Regions from separate parts of the Homo sapiens genome. Here region 2 is linked to region 1. A link is an interaction called in ENCODE POLR2A ChIA-PET data of the cell type or tissue named here. Cell type or tissue: B cell. All regions are shown on one strand. Region 1 overlaps PGPEP1 (pyroglutamyl-peptidase I). Region 2 overlaps IQCN (IQ motif containing N).

Evidence for each region. ChIA-PET counts read pairs that join two places held together with the same protein. Peaks named below come from ENCODE experiments on the same cell type or tissue, not always from the same donor. Only the 100,000 strongest peaks of a DNase experiment are listed, where the experiment ranks them.
Region 2: POLR2A ChIA-PET joins it to region 1 with 5 read pairs; 20 of 35 experiments call an interaction of 5 or more read pairs at or near these places.

Annotation. Positions count from the first base shown.
Region 1 is chr19:18,354,314-18,359,313 of GRCh38, forward strand. It overlaps PGPEP1 (pyroglutamyl-peptidase I), which reads left to right. Exons shown (of 5, transcript NM_017712.4): 3 at 1,582-1,698; 4 at 3,070-3,302. Among named protein-coding and RNA genes, the nearest start is that of PGPEP1, 16 kb to the left of the region's middle. In B cell, no CTCF peak of the experiment used is centred here; no DNase peak of the experiment used is centred here.
Region 2 is chr19:18,264,540-18,269,539 of GRCh38, forward strand. It overlaps IQCN (IQ motif containing N), which reads right to left. Exons shown (of 4, transcript NM_001145304.2): 2 at 4,927-5,000; 3 at 1-2,987. The coding sequence starts at 4,939. Among named protein-coding and RNA genes, the nearest start is that of IQCN, 7.4 kb to the right of the region's middle. In B cell, no CTCF peak of the experiment used is centred here; DNase peaks (open chromatin) are centred at 212, 1,392, 1,932, 2,462 and 3 weaker places.

The DNA of each region.
Region 1 (5,000 bases):
TGAAACCCCGTCTCCACTAAAGATAGAAAAAATTAGCCGGGTGTGGCGGTGGGTGCCTGTAGTCCCAGCTACTCGGGAGGCTGAGGCAGGAGAATGGCATGAACCCGGGAGGCGGAGCTTGCAGTGAGCCGAGGTGGCGCCGCTGCATTCCAGCCTGGGTGACAGAGTGAGACTCTGTCTCAAAATAAAATAAAATAAAATAAATAAAAGACTCTGTTGCAGGGCACAGGGTCTCACCCTGCTGCCCAGGCTGGAGCGCAGTGGCACGATCATAGCTCACTGCAACCTCAACCGCCTGGGCTTAGGTAATCCTCCCATCTCAGCCTCCTGAATAGCTGGGACCACAGGTGTGCACCACCATGCCCAGCTAATTTTTAAAGTTTTTGTAGAGGCCAGGTCTCACTATGTTGCCCAGGCTGGTCTCAAACTCCTGGGTTCAAGCGATCTTCCAGCCTCAGCCTCTCAAAGTGCTGGGATTACAGGCATGAGCCACTGCACCCAGCCCCATTTCTAAAATAATAACAGTAATAGGATAATGGCAGCCAATGTCATTTGAACACTTAAAATATGCCAGACATGGTGCTTAGAACTGTTAGCGTGAGTGAGCACATTTAATTTTGAAAGCTATCCTGTGAGGTAAGTCGATACTTTTTTTTTTTTTTTTTTTTTTTTTGAGACGGAGTGTTGCTCTGTCACCCAGGCTGGAGTGCAGTGGCACAATCTTGGCTCATTGAAAGCTCTGCCTTCCAGGTTCATGCCATTCTCCTGCCTCAGCCTCCCCAGTAGCTGGGACTACAGGCACACGCCGCCACGCCCAGCCAATTTTTTTGTATTTTTAGTAGAGATGGGGTTTCACTGTGTTAGCCAGGATGGTCTCGATCTCCTGACCTCGTGATCCGCCTGCCTCGGCCTCCCAAAGTGCTGGGATTACAGGCATGAGCCACCGCACCTGGCCTTTTTTTTTGAGATGGAGTTTCGCTCTTGTTGCCCAGGCTGGAGTGCAGTTACGTGATCTTGGCTCACTACAACCTCTGCCTCCCGGGTTCAAGTGATTCTCCTGCCTCAGCCTCCTAAGTAGCTGAGATTACAGGTGTGTGCCACTGCACCCAGCTAATTCTTGTATTTTTAGTAGAGATGGGGTGACACCATGTTGGCTAGACTGGTCTCGAACTCCTGACCTCAGGTGATCCGCCCACCTTGGCCTCCCAAAGTGCTGGGATTACAGGCCTGAGCCATCAGGCCTAGCCTGATACTCTGTTATTCCCATTTTACAGATGAGGAAACTGAGACTCAGAGAGATTAAGTGGATTGCCCAAGGTCACACAGGCAGGATTGAGTCCAAGGAGCCTGGGATTTAACCCCAGGGACCATAGAATCATGTCACCTTCCATAGAGATACAGAGAGACTTTGAGGCAAGAGGGTGGGGAAGGAAATGAGGGGCTTTGAACTAAATCAACACACACCCTTGCCATCCTGCAGAATGAGTCTGGAGAACGCCTGTTTGTTTCACCCCCCAGAGAGCGCATTATCCCCATAGCTGTCATCTGGGGCCATGACACTCCCACTCTCCTCTCTTCCAGGAGCTAGAAAAGCTAGGCCTTGGCGACAGCGTGGACCTGCATGTGTACGAGATTCCGGTTGAGTACCAAACAGTCCAGAGACTCATCCCCGCCCTGTGGGAGAAGCACAGTCCACAGGTGAGTGGTGCCAAGGGGCGGCACTTCCTCATCAGGACTTACAGGTTGGCACCCTTCATGTGGAGGACTTAGGTGGCTTTGGTCCTGATCAGATCACGTGACCAATGCCATACAGCCTTGTCCTCAAAAGGGCTTTTCAGGCCGGGCATGGTGGCTCATGCCTGTAATCCCAGCACGTTGGGAGGCCGAGGCAGGTGGATAACCTATACTCAGGAGTTCGCAACCAGCCTGGGCAACATGGCAAAACCCTGTCTCTACTAAAAATACAAAAAATTAGCCGGGTGTGATGGTGGGCGCCTGTAGTTCCAGCTACTCGGGAGGCTGAGGCAGGAGAATCGCTTGAACCCGGGAGGCGGAGGTTGCGGTGAGCCAAGATTGTGCCACTGTACTCCAGCCTGGGCAGCAGAGCAAGACCTGTCTCAAAAAAAACAAAAAAACCCAAAGGGCTATCCAGGCCAAGGGTAGTGGCTCATGCCTGTAATCCCAGCACTTTGGAAGGCCGAGGCAGGAGGATTGCTTGAGTCTAGGAGTTTGAGACCAGCCTGGGCAGCATAGTGAGATCCCATCTCTACAAAAAAATTTAAAAATTAGGCATGATGGTACATGCTTATAGTCCCAGCTACTCAGAAGGCTGAGGCAGGAGGATTGCTTGAGCCCAGGAATTTAAGACTGCAGTGAGCCAAGATTTTTATGCCACTGCACTCCAGCCTGGGCAACAGAACAAGTCTCTTAAAAAAACAAACAAGACCAGGCATGGTGGCTCACGCCTGTAATCTGAGCACTTTGGGATGCTGAGGCGGGTGGATCACCGGAGGTCAGGAGTTTGATCCCAGCCTGGCCAATATGGTGAAACCCTGTCTCTACTAAAAATACAGAATTAGCCAGGTGTGGTGGCGCATGCCTGTAATCCCAGCTACTTGGGAGGCGGAGGCCAGAGAATCGCTGGAACCCAGGAAGGGGAGGTTGCAGTGAGCTGAGATCGCGCCACTGCACTCCAGCCTGGGCGACAGAGCAAGACTCCATCTCAACAAAGAAACAAAAACACTGCATTGGCATTTTAACACTTGCATAGCAGCTCATTATTTATTGAACTAACTCCGCTGGATGGCTAGTTAACTTGTTTGCAGTATTTGATTTTGATAACAAGAACAGCTGCAGTGAACAGCCCTTCATGTTTCAAATTCTTGCCTGTCTTACATGGCATACCTTTTTCCAAGAGTGACTGCAGGGTCTATTCTAGCAGCAAGAGGTCAGAAACAACACAACCCCAGGCAGAGCTCATTAAGGATGCTGCCTTTTCCCTGGCCTCAGGGGGACCCCTCTGAGTCCCACGGGCAGGCCATGTTAAGTCCTGCCCCTGTCTGTGTGCAGCTGGTGGTGCATGTGGGGGTGTCAGGCATGGCGACCACAGTCACACTGGAGAAATGTGGACACAACAAGGGCTACAAGGGGCTGGACAACTGCCGCTTTTGCCCCGGCTCCCAGTGCTGCGTGGAGGACGGGCCTGAAAGCATTGACTCCATCATCGACATGGATGCTGTGTGCAAGCGAGTCACCACGTTGGGCCTGGATGTGTCGGTGACCATCTCGCAGGATGCCGGCAGGTAGGGCCCTGTGGGGTGGGAGTGAGTGGGGATTTCCCTCCTCCACCCACTGAGCCTGGTGTAGAACAAGCCAAGCGTGTTGACCTTGGCCTCTTTGGACCAAGCACTCAGTGTATACTAGGCACAGAGCCAAGTATTTGTACGTAGCAGGTGCCGTTGGTTCTGCTCCTGGGACTCATGGATCTGCCCACTTCTCCCCACCATCACGGTCCCCACCAAGGCCCCCAGCATCTCCCACCTGGACACTGCCCCAGCCTCCATCTCAGTCTTCCTCCCTGCTGCCTCCACCCCAACCCAAGCAGTCAGTTTCTGTGTTAATTTCCTGGAGCTGCTATAACAAATACCCACAAACTGGGTGGTTTCATATAACAGAAATGTATTGTCTAACAGCCTTGGAAGTCAGAAGTCCAAGGTCAAGGTGGTAGCAGGACTGGTTCCTTCTGGAGGTGCTGAGGGTGAGTCTGTCCCAGGCCTCTCTCCTGCAGCTGGTGGCTGCTGGCCATCCTTGGCTTGTAGACACATCGCTCCAGTCCCCGCCCCTATCCTCACATCACTTTCTTCCCTTTGTGTGTGGCCGTGTGGTCTTCTTATTAGGACACCAGTCATTATATTTAGGACTCATCCTAATCCAGTATGACTTTTTTTTTTTTTTTTTTTTTTTTGAGACGGAGTTTTGCTCTTGTTGCCCAGCCTGGAGTGCAATGGCGTGATCTCAGCTCACTGCAACCTCCACCTCTTGGGTTCAAGCGGTTCTCCTGCCCCAGCCTCCCAAGTAGCTGGGATTATAGGCATGCACCACCACGCCCGGATAATTTTATACTTTTATTAGAGACAGGGTTTCTCCACGTTGGTCAGGCTGGTCTCGAACTCCCGACCTCAGGTGATGCACCCACCTCTGCCTCCCAAAGTGCTGGGATTACAGGCATGAGCCACTGCGCCCAGCCGACCTCATCTTAATTTAACTAATTACATCTGCAAAGATCCTCTTTCCAAATAAGGTGACATTCTTTTTTTTTTGAGATGGAGTTTTGCTCTTGTTGCCCAGGCTGGAGTGCAATGGCGCCATCTCGGCTCACTGCAACCTCCGCCTCCTGGCTCAAACAATTCTTCTGCTCCAGGCTACCAAGTAGCTGGGATTACAGGCGTGCATCACCAGACCCAGCAAATTTTTTGTATTTTTAGTAGAGATGGGGTTTCACCATGTTGGTCAGGCTGGTCTCGAACTCCCGATCTCAGGTGATCCACCCTCCTCAGCCTCTCAAAGTGCTGGGATTATAGGCATGAGCCACCAAACGTGGCCCAAATAAGGTCACATTCTGAGGTCCCAGGTGAACACGAATGTTGAGGGAGATGATTCTATTGCAAAAGGTCTTTTATAAATTTAAATCAGGGCCAGGCGCAGTGGCTCATGCCTATAATCCTAGCACTTCGGGAGGCCAAGGCAGGAGGATCGCTTGAGCCCAGGAGTTCAAGACCAGCCTGGGCAACATAAGGAGACCCCATCTGAACAAGTAAAAAAAATAGCAGGCTGAGACAGGAGGATTCCTTGAGCTTGGAGTTCAAGGCTGCAGTGAGCTGTGATAGCGCCACTGCACTTCAGTCTGGGCAACAGAGCAAGACCCTGTTGGCTCTAAATAAATAAATGCATGTGTTCCTTTCCTAGACCTTCCCTATGGCTCCCATTGCACATAGAATAAA
Region 2 (5,000 bases), 90 kb before region 1:
CAGGAGAGCACCCAGCTCACCCTGACACAGGGCCTGGCTCAGAGCCACCCACTCCTCCTCCGTCAAAGCCTTGCTAAGCACCTCGGCCAATTTACCCTGCATGACCTTGGTGAGTTCCGCCCGCAGCTCGCCCCGGGACAGGGCTCGGGACAGGGTCAGGCGCAGCTCACTCCAGGACAGCGCCTTCACCAGCGCCATGCTCAGCATGCTCTGGGGCAGGGCTTTGGTGACAGTGGCACCCAGGACCTCCTTGGACAGGGCCTGGTTCAGAGCTGCCCAGACTTCTCCCTGGGAGAGGGCTTTGGCCAACAGAGTGCGGAGATCCTCCTGGGATGCCAGCACACCAGCTACTTCAGCACACAAGGAGGCCAGCAGGGAGCCTACCGTGTCCTCCTGGCAGGGCACCGCCTGGCCGGGCATTGATGGCTGGGCACGTGTGGCTCCGTTGTCTCCCCAGGACTCAACGTTGCATGTGGAATGGCCGGTGGGTGCCATCGGCGGCACCAGCATACCCTGGACCTCACAGGCTGCCGGGCATGGTCCCCCCTGAGTGGTCTTCCCCGGCACGTGTCCGTGGGGCTGTGGCTGGGTCTGTCTGTCCTCTGGCTTGGCCCAGGGTGGGGCGCTGAGGCCACCGAGGCGCTGGCAGGCGTGGTTGGACACCTTGGACCCTGTTAGGAGCACCTGGGAGTGGGTGTTGCTGCTGAGATCAGCAGCCTGGTGCGCTGGGATGAGGCACGTGGTTATGTCTGTGATCGGCTGCCCCCGGGACTGCGTCTTGGTCAGACAGGTGGCTAGAGGCGCTTGGGACTGGACCTTCACGGCACCTGTGGCCAGATGTGTCTGGGAATGCATCTTGCTCAGACAGGTGTCCAGATGGGCCAGGGATGGGGTCTTGGTCAGCTCAGTGGGCAGATGTCCCTGAGATGAGGCCTTGGTCAGCGGGGCGGCCAGTGGTCTCTGGGACAGGCAGGGTGGATGTCTCTGGGATGAGGCATTGGTCAGTGGGGCAGCCAGCTGTCCCCGGGGCAGGGTGACAGCCATGTCTACAGGCACATACACGTGAGGTGGCTTGTCCCCTTCCTCAGCAACTTTTGTCCAGGATGGAGCCCCAGCCATTTCCACTGCCACACTGGTCTTAAATGCCATGTCTGTTTTCGCCTGTTTCTGGGTGCCAGTCTTGATTTTCTCGGCTTCCAAAGGAAGCTCAGCTGCAGCCCTGGGGACCCCAGTTCCCGGATGTGGTTGAGCCAGGCACCTGATCTTCCCCTCAGCCAAATAGGAGGGGGATGAGGCTTTCACCACCTTTGCAGCCTGCTTCACATTCACGGTGGCCTTGGCCTTGGGTGGGTTCTCATGGATGGAGCCTGAGGTGTTGGGAGTTCCGGCTGCTACCGCCACTTGGGGTGGAGCCTTGACATTTGCCACTGTTGGAGAGGCCAGACACAGAGTCTTGAGGATGGTGGCCACCGAGCGTAACTGGGCTGGGGTCTTGGTTATCATGGCTGGCAGGCGGGTCTGGGGTGAGGGCTTGGTCACCCCAACTGGGCTCCTCTGGGATGAAGTCTTGGACATTGTGGCTGACAGACATGTTTGCAATGGGTTTTTGGCTGGGGTGGTGACCGGGTGCATCTGGGGTGGGGTCTTTGCCATCGCAGGCCCCGGGCATACCTGGGGCAGGCTCTTCATGATGGAAGCCAGAAGGGAAACCTGAGGTCGGTTCTTTGCCGTGATGGTCGCAGGGCATGTCTGCCGTGGGGTGCCAGTTCTGGAGGCTGTGGGGTGTACCTGGATCTTGGTCATTGTGGGCATGGGGCATGTGTGAGGTGCAGTTTTGGTCACTGTGGGCCCCGGATACATCTGGGCTGGGGTCTTGATTATTGTTACTTTGGGAACTGGGCTAGTCTTGGGTGGGGTGGTGGTCATCGTGGACGCTGGATATGTCTGTGGCAGGGTCACGGAGACCACTGGATATGTCTGGAGTAGAGTCTTGGTGATCATGGGCCCTGGACATATCTGGAAGGGGGCTTTGGGGGTCTCTGCTTTCACAGGGCCCTGGGTTTGGGCTCTGGATGGTCTCGTAACTGCCTGGTCATACCTTCTGGACAATGGTGTCTCCGGAGCCCTGGCTTTGTTGGTCCGGGCACTTACACGTTTGGTCTTCACTGAGTCACCCTCTATGTGGACGAGGCAGGTGCTTCTGATGGTTCTGGTCAGCAGGCATGGCTGGCATTTTGCGTCCAGACTCACTGGGCAGGGAAATCTGATGGTGACCGTCTGGTGTGGCAGGAAGGCCAGCCCCCGGACTCTGGCAGCATGAGGACCCTGCACACAGGGCTCTGGGGTACCCTGAGCTGCTGGGGGCTGCAGGAGGGGGGACGACTGGGGTCTGCAGAGGACCAGATTGTCACAGGAAGGGAACTGGGTCTCCTTGTTCACCATGATGGGCGGGGACAGAAGGCGGTTCTCTTCCGGATGCTGGAAGCGCACCTGCTGTGGGGCGTGATAAGGTATGTCCCCCTCCTCCGCCCTCGTTTTCTTTACCAACGACTTGCTGGAGTGAAGGATGTGTCTCTTGTTGAAGCGCCGCCAGGCCTCCTGGATGGCCTTGGCCGCCATCATCTGGGAAATCAGCTTCTGCCGGAGCCAATAGCCCCTCCAGTTGGCTTGGATGAGCGTGGCTGCACGGGCGTGCATCATGTCCATCTCGTCTACCAGGATGTTCTTGAAGGCCTGGCTCTCGACCACAGCCCGGAGGCGTGGGACGCGGCGGGACGCCGTCTTGCCTTCGGCAGGCTGTTGCGGAAGATGCTCCTTGGACTTGAGGCCCTCGTGCTGGGGCTGTGGAGGCGCTTTCTCCATTTTGTCCAGGAGACTGGGGTGAGCGGGGGCTGGAGGATGCACCGCCCACTGGGTGACAACTGGCTCGTGAACTGTAGCTAGGCGGCCGGCTGCATTGCCTTGATTACCGGACAGGTCAGCTCTGCCTGTGGGGGCGGCAGGGGGTGGTCAGGGTGTAGCAGGTCCTGCAAACAAGAGGTCTCCTGGCTGGGGTGGACACTGGCCCCCCAGGCCCAGATCTTGTTCCTGGCACGTTGCGATCTTCCGCCTCCCTTTTTCCATCCCTCCCTCTCCCAAGTGGTCTTTGCCATCCTTATATCCACCTCTCATCACCCTACGGCCACTTCATCTTGGCACACAGTGTATGACACCTGAATGCCCGACCACTTACCTGCTTTTCTTTTTTCTTTTCTTTTTTTTTTTTTTTTTGAGACAGAGTTTTGCTCTTGTTGCCCAGGCTGGAGTGCAATGCTGTGATCTTGGCTCACCACAACCTCCGCCTCCTGGGTTCAAGCGATTCTCCTGCCTCAGCCTCCCGAGTAGCTGGGATTACAGGTGCACGCCACCATGCCTGGCTGGCTACTTTTCTGTATTTTTAGTAAAGACGGGGTTTCACCATGTTGGCCAGGCTGGTCTCGAACTCCCGACCTCGGGTGATCCACCTGACTCAGCCTCCCAAAGTGCTGGGATTACAGGTGTGAGCCACCGCGCCCGGCCTGCTTTTCAAACTTTATCTTGGATGTACCCTGGGTTTAGCACTGATCACAATGTTTTGGAAATTTCCTGTTTGCCTCTGTGTGTGTGTGTGTGTGTGTGTGTGTGTGTGTGTGTGTGTGTTTGAAAAAGAGAGAGAGAGAAGTGTGGTGGGGGAGATTATTTGCCTCTCCCCATTGATTGTGAATCCTAGAAGACAGAGTCATTTCTGTGTCCCCATCTCAGTCATAGAGCTTGGTTCCAAGCTGTGAATGGGTAGGTATTGGGTGGGGGGGGCATCTTGACTGATAAATGGTGAGTGGATTGGAAGTTGGATGGACAGATAGATACAGGACTAGATACTGAATGGATGAATCAGTCGATGAGTGAATGGTAGATGGGTTGGAAAGACAGATGAAGGTTTGGATGAATAGGTAAATAAAGCTGATGAATAAAGTGTTAAAGGCAAATTGGCCCGGCACGGTGGCTCATGTCTGTCATTCCAGCACTTTGGGAGGCCAAGGTGGGCAGATTGCTTGGGGTCAGGAGTTCGAGGCCAGCCGGGCCAACATGGTGAAACCCGTCTCTACTAAAAATACAGAAAAGTAGGCCAGGCACAGTGGCTCATGCCTGTAATCCCAGCACTTTGGGAGGCCGAGGTGAGCGGATCACAAGGTCAGGAGTTTGAGACCAGCCTGGCTAACGTGGTGAAACCCCATCTCTACTGAAAATACAAAAATTAGCTCGGCATGGTGGCTCGTGCCTGTAATCCCAGCTACTCAGGAGGCTGAGGCAGGAGAATTGTTTGAACCCGGTAGGCAGAGGTTGCAGTAAGCCGAGATCGCGCCACCTCACTCCAGCCTGGGTGACAGAGCAAGACTCTGTCTCAAAAAAAAAAAAAAAAAAAAGAGCCAGGTATGGTGGCATGAGCCTGTAGTCCCAGCTAGTCGGGAGGCTGAGGCAGGAGCATTGCTTGAACCCGGGAGGAGGAGGTTGCAGTGAGCCAAGATCACGCCATCACACTCCAGCCTGGGCAACAGAAGTGAAACTCCGTGTCAAATAAAAGGAAAGAAGGAAGGAAGCAAGGGAGGGAGGGAAATTAAAGAGAGCTGGAAAGACTGGTGAAGAGATAACCCAACAGGAGGTAGACTGATGGGTGGATGGGTGGGTGGGTGGATTAGGGGATGGGTAGGTAAATGGCATATGGAAGGATGGAAAGAAGGAAGAAAAAGTGGTGACTGTGGCTTTCAGAAGTAACTAGGATGCAGAGAGAGCTGGGACACTGTCAAGCCACCCTGATGCATAGCCTGGAGCACAGCACACTTGTTTGGCAGAAGCCCCTCTCTTCAGGTTGGACTAGCCAGACCCCTTGCCCATAGACCATCTTCTTACCTTGAAGGGTCATAGATTTGGAGGAGTAGCAGGAGAAGAAGGTGCAATCTCAGAAGCCAGCCTGCAAGAGGAGG